2 separate regions of the Mus musculus genome follow, and region 2 is linked to region 1. A link is a loop called in an ENCODE intact Hi-C map of the cell type or tissue named here. Cell type or tissue: heart. All regions are shown on one strand. Links, peaks and the distances in the headings refer to the core of each region. The heading gives the core; the rest is flanking DNA. Region 1 has its middle 83 kb from the start of Ranbp3l. Region 2 has its middle 47 kb from the start of Gm46508.

Region 1 (5,379 bases), core at 207-5,206:
TTTGCAGGCTCAGAGGACCAGGCTGGATGCATTTACACAGCTCCGAGATCTCAAATACAGTGCGACTCATTGGGCTGATGAAGACAGAGACGGCAGTTGTCTAGTGGTCACTGTATTTGCTGTGTTTGATAAAATACTCTGCCCAATCTGTTTATCCTTCTTTTCTTTCAATGAAGGCACAGTCCTGACCACCACCCACAAACCTATACAGGGAGTACGAACTAGGCAAAAGCAACGCACATCACGTGGAGTGCTTGTTCTTCTGAGAATTGATGGACTCACGTGTCAAGAGTACCCTCTTAGTAAATGTTCAGCTATTTTAAAATAAATTGTGATTTAGAATGCACATATAAACCACTAAACATCTCTTCTGCTGGACAGGTTAGAAACAGAACTGCCTTTACGGAGTGGACAGCTCTAAATGCAAACCCTGCACTCTCACACACCCCGTGCTCTTTCAAACCCAGGTCAGAACTGACAACTGCACTAGACTTCAGCTATATGTTCCTCTCTCCTCTGCTAACTATTGCATAGGAAGATGCTGAAGACTGTGCCCTAATGTAGTTTGTGTTTGACTGGATGTAGGATTATGGCATAGTGGCATAGTGGGAGAAGCAGCTGTCCAGAGGTGATGGGCATGTCTGGCCTGCAGGGACTGTGTGTGTTGTGATTGGACCCTGCAGCCATTTGTTCCCAATCTTGGTCTTCCCTGTGGAGCTAAATGGAATCAGTACTTGGGTAATTTTGACAAAACCGAGGACAGTCACAGGAGTCATCAATTTCACTCCTTACTCTAATCTCCAGGAAGGTCAGTCAGTACTCAAGTAACCCTCGGCTTGATTGTCTTCCCTTTTCACCCGGGGTAGATGTCCTGGCCCCTCTGGAGAACCACTGGGTTCGGAGCTGTCTGCTCAAGGTTTACATATGATCTTATTTCCTGAAGCAAGTCAAGAAACGGTTCTCTTGAGGAAGGAAAGTGATCTAGATCATGAGACAATGCCTGCCCTTCCTGCTCCTCCCAGTGCTGGTTGTGAAGTGCAGGTTTGGGCTACAGTCTGAATTCTTACTGAAAGAGGTATTCCAATGCCATTTGGCTGCATTCCTCTGGGAGGTAGTCAATGAAAGCCCCCCCCCCCCCCCGAGAATTTATGCTTCGCACTTAGTCAAGCTGGAAACACGCCTATTGGTATTCAAGAGTTTTTGTAATTTTCCATTACCTGGCTGGAATCTGGAGTATGTCTTATTTGCTTTTTCAGTGTTTTCTGTGATTTAATTAGGGCTCCTGGCAGTGTTTGGAGATCACAAGATTAAGGGTCTCTAACTCATTCATTTCCCTCTGAGCCAGGGAGCTATTTTATTTCAGGAAACGTAAATTGGTCACCTCCGTGTGCTTTATACTGAGCCAACGTATGACTAGAAGAGCCTGCAGTTCTGGAGTCTATACATACACCCAGCACAGCCAACCACTAAAGTATGCAGAGTCACCCATTTGCTGAGCTTAAATTACTCAACTGAGGTAAGGGTTGAAGAGATGTCCGGCTTTCCCTAGCATTCAATGAAAGTTTCCTTCAAGTGACTTTCTATTAAGTGACTATTCACTTGATCAGACAGCTAGATTGGGAGCAGACAAACCTCTCCACTCTATGGGCATCACTCCTCTTACCATCCATTGCGACCGTGAGGCCTAAACGAAGTGCTACAGACAATGAAACGAGGACATGGTGAGCCACAGTTGGGTATGAATCCCCTCTCTGCTAGGCTAGGGAGTCCTTCCCTAAGCTGAGCTCAACTCAACCTGCCTCTTCCAGTGTTTATCATTCAGTGCTGGAGCTGTCCCTGAAGAATACACATCCCCTTCCCCAAGGCTGTCCTGGAAATGTCTGAGATGATGCGCTGTCTCTAGCACCTCTGTCAGTGTGACTGCCCCCATGCAGTTGACCCTGGTGAGGCTAGCTCAAACAACATTCTCCTTCTTGGTTACATGTCAATCAACCTTGGTTTTCTTTAAGCCCAGCACACAGACAGATACCGTCTTACTCTTGAATGCGTCTGCTTATTTCCTTATTGTTGACTTGACTGCCATGACTGTGTTCTTCATAACTCATTCTTTTGGGCCTAGAAATCAGTCTGGAAAGTACCCCATGATTATTGATTACTACTGAATGAGTGAGCAAATGGGCAACCAAAGTTCACTGACCTCCAACTGTTTCTTAGGGGTATTGTTCTGGTCGGGTTCTTTTGCACAAGGTAACAAGAAGACAGGGAAGACTGAAGGAGCAAAGAGGGTGTGCTGTTTTCTGTTCTTTCTGCCCCGGGACACCATGATACTGCGCCAAAAGCAGGGGCTGTAAGAAATTGGCATTTGATATTTTCTGATAATTAACCTTGACACTCTGGATACAGTCTTAACCATTACGAATTGTAATTGTTTTTTTTTTTTTTTTCATAGAAAATCCAGAAACCAGGCATCCTGATCTAATGGTACCCTGAGACTCAGAAGTCCCAGCCGTCCTCTTGTGTCTGCTTGGAATCCTGTTTTCAAGGTTTGTCCATGGCGTCGCCTTCATTAGCAGTCTGATGTACGTAGACACCTGAGAAATTTTCCATTCCAGGATGCTTCTTAAATGTAGACTCACCAGTCCCAAAGATGTTCTTGACCTCAGGGTCTCTAAAGCCCAGAAATCTGTGGGTTTAACACGCTCGGAGGGGATTACTAGGCAGACGTTCTGTGTAATTGCCTTTTAATTAGAGGATTCCTCTCTCAAGTTCAAACAGCTCTCGGAGCAGAGCCCTGCAAATCCAAGGCTAAGTTGGCTGAGTTCTGTAGTCTGAGGACTCTGTTCCTGTCCACCATTCCAGCCACAGCTTGTGACCTTTTTTTTATGCCATGCAGCTTCTAGTGACCGTAACAAATTCCAGAGCGTCAACTCCGCAAGTAGTCTCTCAGCGTTGAGGCACTTGTAAATTAAGTTATGGGTCCCCGTGTTCGCAGGTATGTATGTCTATAGAAGCTCGCCCTGCCACGGAAAGCCCTGTCTGCGGCAGGCTCCCATTTCACTCCAGCTGCTGAAATTACTCCGAACAGGTTTATAAGTTGTTTTACTATCTGCGAAAGTTTTTCTTTCTTCCTTTCTTTCTTTTTTCCCCCCACTTCCCCCCCCCCCACCCCCTCGCCCCCTCTACTTCACAAAATCAGTGGAGGGCTTTTTGAGCATAGTACACACATGCCACCTTCTGGAAGGAAATGGAAAAACTTTGTGGAACCTTGAGAACTTTTTTTGAATGAACACATTTAAGAAACCTTTGGTACTAAATAGCTGTAAGCGGGAGTGGACAAAGGATAAGTGAGTGTACTGGGGGTATTATCACAACGCCCTGCATAAGTGTGTGACAAATGAATCATCAAAAATTAAAAGAAAAAGAATGTTATTTCAGGTTTGTAGTTGTTTTTAACAAAATAGCATTTCAGTCCAGTTGTAGGTTTACAGAAAAGTTAAGTGAAAGGTACAGAGATTTGCCACATCTTCCTGTCCTTACACACACAACCTCTAATACTATCATTATCCTTTCCAGGGATGCTACAGTTGCTACAATCTAGCTTCTAAGTCCAGAACATGAGCTTTAATATCCCCCTTGCACTATCTATGGCTGTATATTGAGTGTATAGTTATACGTAAACAACATTATAATGCCATGTAGACTAGTTTCTGTGGAGGAAAGGCCCTCTGTGCTCTGGCTGTTTCTGCCTCTTTCCAGCCTCATACTTGGCAACCTCCCATCACTTAACTGTCTCCACAGTTTGCCTTTTCCAAAAGGTCATGTAGTTGGAAGCACACATTCATTGTGCAACCTTGTCATATTGGCCTCCAGCACTTCAGAATATGCAATTATATTTATCCCTTCTTCTCCTCCTATTTCTCCCTCCCCCCAGCATCCATGTGTGTGTGTGTGCGCACTCACATACGCTCCAGTATGTATAGGGAATTGAACCTCTCTTACATGGAAGTCAAAGGCTCTTCTACTAAGCTGTATTACTAACCCTCTTTTTGACTTTTAGTTTTGAGACAGGGCCTCATTACAGGGTCTCATTACACTGCACTAGGCAGGCATTGGAGATTCTCCTGCCTCACACTCCTGAGTGGCTGAGACTACAGGCCTGTGTTAGCAGCACAATCCACTGTCTAGATTAATATTTATTCACCTACTGAAAGACATCGTGGGGCCTTCCAAGTTTTGGAAACAATAAAGAGAGCAAGCAGCAACATTCTTGTGTGAAAATTTGGTGGGGAGGTAACTTTCAAACTCTTTTGTTTCACATTGGAGTGATTGCTGAGTAGTCTGGTAAGAATATATTTAACTTCATGAGAAAACTACCTTTCCAGCATTTATCCTGCAGTTCACCAGAAAACAAAACAAAACAAAACAAAACAAAACAAAACAACAACTCCACCATTTTGAGCCAAATTTATAACAAGTGTTTATTAAATATTAATATTAAATACTGACCAAGAGATGGACTTTGGTCAGGATCATTTCCTTGGAATTTCCCAGCTGGAACGGCCTCAAGCCATGCATAGCAGGGGCTTATAAGGCCAAACTTGTAGACCATTGTACTTTCCTATGAGACGTTGTTATTTCCCAAGAACTACAGTTCCCAGCATTCCAGGAAGTTACCTGGTTCCTGCGCAGGTGTGGCTTACAGGTGAATTTTGGAAATTACACCTGGTGGCTGTGCCATGTTGTATTCATGCTAGTGAAGCCCAAAAGTTCCTCTGCTCACATTTCTGGCAGGATTTGTATTCTCATCAGTGTATCTGAGAGGGGTGTGTCCAGTGGTTCCAATTGGCAATTCCTTAATGACATATGATGATAGAGAATTTATTCATACCTTTGCTCACATTTACACAATTTATTGTTTCATTTAGAGTTCTTTGAACATTTAGTATGCTGGTCCTTCAACTGTGTCAGTCTCTTACATTTTTCTTCTCCTAGACTGATATTTTCTCTTATTCTCTTCAGAATGTCTTTGTAAAGCAGATATCTTTTTTTTTTTTTTTCACTGCAGTGCAGTTTATCAACTATTTCTTTATGGTCATGACTCCTGATAGTCTAATATGTTATCACTATACTTAAGACCACATAGGTTTTCCCCAGTGTTGTAAGAGTTGTATAGTTTTGAGTTTTATAGCAGTACTGTGTATATTGTTATGAAGAATATAAGATTCCTATTTCCTGACAATGCCCAGGTGTTGCACCACTCCATTGTACTCGATTTTTCCTTCGTCAAAGAACAGTTTTCTGCCTTTGTGTCGATTGACTCTGAGTATTTTGCTTTATTTATTTATTGCTTTGTCAACATCACACTGTTTTGAGTACAAG
Region 2 (5,379 bases), core at 181-5,180, 250 kb before region 1:
CTGTGAAATGCGAAGGACAGGTTGAGAAACTGGAAGTCTCATGGGGCCCTGTGTCGATAGGTCAGCGGGAGCAGATTGAAGAATGTAGAGGGGAGAAGAGGGGGCGGGGACACCAAGAGACACAGGGTGCCAACCATCTTAATAGGAAGCGGCTGCGTTACCCGGGAGGGATTGCACACCGGAGGATAAGCAGATGAGTTACATATCGTCTTAGTCCCACTACAATCACATGCCCTGCACTGGGGCATAAGGCGCAAGAATTTACTTTCCCACAATGCTACTGGCTAGAGAAATGAAGATAAAGGTTCTGTGGTTAGGTGAGGAATTCGTTTTCTGGATCGGGAGAACGCTGTCCTCACATGGTGGAAGGCTGGAGTATTGGGAACAGAAGGCTGCACGGAGCCGCCTTTTTTTTTTTTTTCCAGCCACTGTCCATGAAGAAGTCCCATCTTCACATCTTAAAGGCCCACTGCTCACTATCACTGTGATGCCAATGTGTAAACTTTGACAGGAACACATTCGAATCTAAAGGAAAGATCTCTTAACCCTTACATTGCTGGAGGCAACCCGGCACGCCGAGACTAAAGCCCTCTTCTCCTATGTGATTTGTAAGACCCTCTCAAGTGGACCCTTGGTCCTTGTCTGGCTCCATCCCCCATTCTGCCACACTGCCTCCTTGTGGTACTTTGCCTCCCCCGGGGAAGCCCACCAATGCCCACCTGAGGTGTTTTACCACCAGCCTTTTCTTTCCTATGAATCCAAGGCTGGTGCCTTACTTCCTTAAGATCTTTTACAGGAGACTTGCCCGGGTAGCCTCCCTGACTACCCCGTCCTTAAAGTTCTCTAGTTCCTCTCCGAACGTCACCCTGCACTGGTGTGCTTCCCATCATTGACTATACCTGTCCTACATCTTAATCTGCTTGGGCTGCCTTAACACAACAGCACGGACTGGGCAGCTTAAAGGACACACAGTTATTGGTCACAGTCTGGGGGCCGAAAGCCCTTGGCGCACCCGCATGTTTGACCTCTGAGCTGGTCTTTTCTGGCTTTCAGACACGTGGCCTTTGCTCTGAGCTTGCTCTCTCTCCAAATACATGTTCACTGGGGTTGAGTTCCAATATACAAACATTGGAGGTGACATAGTTTAGTCTTCGAAAATCTATTTTACACCTGAATAAAATAGAGCTCTGGAGTGGGGGTGGTGGTGGAGGGAGGGGTAGGTTTATCTACAGTGCACATTAATGTGCCTGAGATAAGGTTGACACTCCATAAATACCTGGCAAATAAATGAAGGATCTGAGTTTTCTCGATGGGTTGAGTGGTACGACAAAAAATTTTATTACCTCAAATAATAAATTTATTTTATTATTATTATTTTTATTTTTTATTTTTTCGAGACAGGGTTTTTCTGTATAGCCCTGGCTGTCTTGGAATTCACTTTGTAGACCAGGCTAGCCTTGAACTCAGAAATCTGACTGCCTCTGCCTCCCAAATGCTGGGATTAAAGGCATGTGCCACCACTGCCCAGCAATAAATTTATTTTTAAATTAAATTTAAAAAATTAAATTTTAATTAAAGCATCAGTAAGTCTTTGAACCAGTAAGCATGTATGCACATCGGTGACTTTTCCTTTGTTTTGTATCTATTCTGCCACAATCCTAGGAAATTAAAATGCACGAAGAGAGACATGGGGAGGTTTAGGGCCAGAGAAGAAGAGATAAGGACGCTGGTGGTTAGCTTCGTGGTCCTTGCCTTTTCAGACTCTGGATCAGACGTTCTAAAACCTTGGCGCGCAACAGTCTTGTTAAAGCACACTGCTGGGTTCTACCTTCCAGAGCCCTGGATGGGGCCTGGGGAACTAGCCTTTCCTGTAAGTTCCCAGTTACTATCCATCCCGTCCTACACACTGGGAATCACACCGCAGACACGGACTTACTCAAGTTCACTTTTCATTCGGGCTTCTGAGCTGTTTCTCGTTCCACAGCCCTCCTGGAGCCCATCATTGAGGAGTTTCTAGAGAATGTTGGGTGGTTTATACGGTGTGGGCCGCTCTGGGTCGGGAGGTCCTTGCCACAGGGTGGCAGCAGTATCCCAGGCTTAGAGTGGCCTCCTCTCTGGGCTGCTTTAGTAGCAAATCTCCTGGTTCCCACCAGGGAAGGTTTGACTGGCTTTTCCATTTCCCCTTGGCTGGGAGGTGGGGGTGGGGGACAGCAGTGGGAAGGGGGCCGGCAGAGGGGGAGGTCACTGGCACACAGAGGGACAGTTTTGTTCCCTGGGAGACTCTGGGAGAGGAAGCTGGGTGGTCTCCCCGGAGTGTCGAATTATGCGCTTCACAAAACCACCATGCAGCGCAGGGCTGCTGAGAGAGAGCCAGCACTGACAAAAGCATCGCAGACACTGGCAGGGGAATCTGCTCTGCCCCGGTGCAGCGCCCGGAGCCCCTCCAGAAGAGCTCTGTCAGATTTCGGAGAGTCTGGTTTCCAGCCTCCCTCCCAGAAGACAGCAGTTCTTGCAGCTTCTCGCGGGCTTGCTTCCATCCATCCATCACATCTGCGGACCGCGAAGCCTCTCTGTCTTCACTGGCCCGTTTCGTTATAAACATTTCAAGAGCCGTCCAGAGTGCCAAGAACTGAGCTGAGAATTTGATGAACACACATGTATATAAATGATGTATATGTGTCCCGTTTATTCATTTACCACTTCTGCAAAGTGAATAATTACATACATCCGAGATAAAGAAGTTGAACTTCTTTATGTGCCATTTAACTAGCGCTCACTTCATGAGCATTCCTTTTAACATGGTAACTCAATGAGAAAGCTGGTTTGGGGATGGCGACTTTATCTGACCTCCACAGGTACAGAAGGGATCACCGAGGTCCAGCGACTTTTGCAAGCCGATTGAGAAGTCAGGTATATTATGACATAGATTAACCAATTGGGTCCAGATTTGGGATTAAACAACATCTGAAGGTCTTTAAGTTTCAGGAAACATTTCTCTCTCTCTCTTTTTTCTCCCCACCCCTTTCTCTCTCTCAGGTTGAGACATGATCTCATTAGGTAGTCCTAACTGGTTTCAATCTTGTGGTACTTTGGCCTCAACCTGCTGAAGTATAAGGACAGGCATAAGTTTACTATGCCTGGCGTGACATTTTCCTTAGGACAGCTGTGCTTTCTGTTTGTTTGGCATAGTTCTCCTAGGTTTAAAAGCAAGCCGGCTTTGGGATCCTGTTGTTTGAATGCAGTGGCTCTGGGTGGTAGTCTTCAGATAGGTGTTCCTGGCCGAGACCGTTTTGATCAGCTCAGTGCTCCCAGCTGAGCTGATTCTAAATGGTTTTTATTTTCTCTTGCAATGGCTATGTCTCCAAGCTCCTGTCTGGGCATTTTCAGGACTCAATAAATTTCCCCAAACTTACACAGTTAGAGAAAGCGCTCCTAAGTTGCCACCTGATGCCATTTCCCATTAGATTGATGGCGGTCTTGAAATCGGCTATGGACCCACCATCTCCTAGGTGGGAGACAGTGTCTCTACTTGTTCCTTCTGCTGTCCCAGTTGGACCCTGCTTCCCACGCCATCATACCTGGCTTAATGTAGGGGCTTTTGTGGAATGACTGCCATTTGGAATCTGGAAAAGATTTTGAAAAAAAAAAATTCCCCATTTCCCTCTTTACAGCTCCTGGAAAATTGGTCACGTTTGAACAGGACAATAGGGCAGACACATAGGTACTTTTCTAAAAGACACCCTCAAGTAAAGGGGAAAATGTGCTATCTCTTAAAAGCAATGCCAGAGACATGTCTGTATTTTAATGGGTTACAGAGAATGTTCTATGTGGAGTAGGGATGGAGAGGGGATGGGGGAAGAGAAGAGGAGAGTGAGAGAGAGAAGCAGATGCCAGCTTTAAAGTACTTCAAGTACAGATAAGCTAAACACCATTTAATTTATTTAAGACAGTTGCGTGGAGCCTCAAAAGTGATTCATCAGGCTTTTAAATGGTGGCCACAAGATTTACAAGGACATAATCAGTGATAATATTACCAGGACAAAGAAACTGTAGGAAATTCTAGATGTGGGAGTTTTAAAGAATGTTTTTGCTTTCACTTAGCAATTAAAAATTGAAGTGGTTATAACAAAAACTCCCCTCCCCCAACACATATTTTTCCCATATTATGTCCACTGTACTAAGGCAAATAGGAATTATTTTCTATTTTTCACTTCACTTGTATGTGGGCTTCCCATATTATCAAATAATAGAACTTCCAGTGTCTTCCATTTCATAATCACTGTATTATTTATTTAATTCTTACACTAAGACAATATTTGTTCCTTACCTGAAGTTAAAGTTTAATGGGCTGCCATATTTTATGTGATAACCCTTCCTTCAGAGTTAGAACTTAGTGAAAGAAGAATGTCCTGAAACCCAAGGCTGGAGTAGCAGTTGTGTGGGCTGGACAGCTCTGTCCTAGGTTGGAAGGGGTTGCCATGTTGTCTTCAGAGTGCAAGTGTGTGTCTGAGAAAGTATGGGAGAATGAGAGTCCTCTGTAGTCTATAATCTACAGTCTAGAGCCGTGATTCTCAACCTAATTCTAATTCCTAGTCCTGTAACCCCTGTGTTGTGGTGACCCCCAATCATAAAGTTGGTTGCTACTTTATAACTGTGATGTTGCTACTGTTAGAATCATAATCTATGTGTTTTCTGCTGGCCCTAGGCAGCTCTTATGAAAAGGTCGTTTGACCCTCACAAGGGGTCATGACCCACAGGTTGTCAAGGATCTCCGAGAGGTGATGGGAGAGAAAAGCTGAAGGGTCCCTAGGAAAATGAAGCCTTTCTGAGAGACCTTGCATAGATAAGGTGACCGAGGGAACCAAGAAAGGAGAGCCTTTGGGGATTTTAAGCCACTAGATGGTTTATACAGATTGAGCCCATTAAGCCCTCCTGTTATTGCACTTTAGAATTAGGTGTAGCTCAGGTGACTTCTCAGGTGGCAAACCAGAGCATTCTCTGTGGTGGTCCTGGCTGGGCTCCTCCCCCCCAATACCCCCCACCTTTAGGCACAGTGGATGTTCTCATCACTTCTTAGGACACAACTCACCCGTTCCCTTCCCTCCCCGTTCCCTTTTTGTGGGCTTATTCATTCAGAGTGTGCCCCAGTCGTAGCACTCAGCTGCCCTGGCCCCGAGAGAAGGCCACACAGAGCTAGGCATTGTTGATCCAGATCTGGGACCACCCGGGTGGGAGCAGTGGAAACACAACCTAGTAACACAGAGGCCTCATGACTGACAGCAGCTTCGGGTCAAGTGCCCTGCAGGCTGCCCGGAAAGAGGCCCTGCATTCCGGGGGCCCCATCGGGGTCTCCTCCACAAAGCCCCATCCAGAGGGAAA

Evidence for each region. Peaks named below come from ENCODE experiments on the same cell type or tissue, not always from the same donor. Only the 100,000 strongest peaks of a DNase experiment are listed, where the experiment ranks them.
Region 2: a loop joins it to region 1, with 16 times the contacts of the local background. A loop is called at or near these places in 27 of 42 quality-filtered maps.

What each region holds. Positions count from the first base shown.
Region 1 is chr15:8,882,000-8,887,378 of GRCm38, forward strand. No RefSeq gene overlaps it. Among named protein-coding and RNA genes, the nearest start is that of Ranbp3l, 83 kb to the right of the region's middle. In heart, for the core only: a CTCF peak has its summit at 3,249 (motif pointing left); no DNase peak of the experiment used is centred there.
Region 2 is chr15:8,627,317-8,632,695 of GRCm38, forward strand. No RefSeq gene overlaps it. Among named protein-coding and RNA genes, the nearest start is that of Gm46508, 47 kb to the left of the region's middle. In heart, for the core only: a CTCF peak has its summit at 2,064 (motif pointing right); a DNase peak (open chromatin) is centred at 2,085; H3K4me3 peaks cover 1,567 bases; H3K27ac peaks cover 1,327 bases.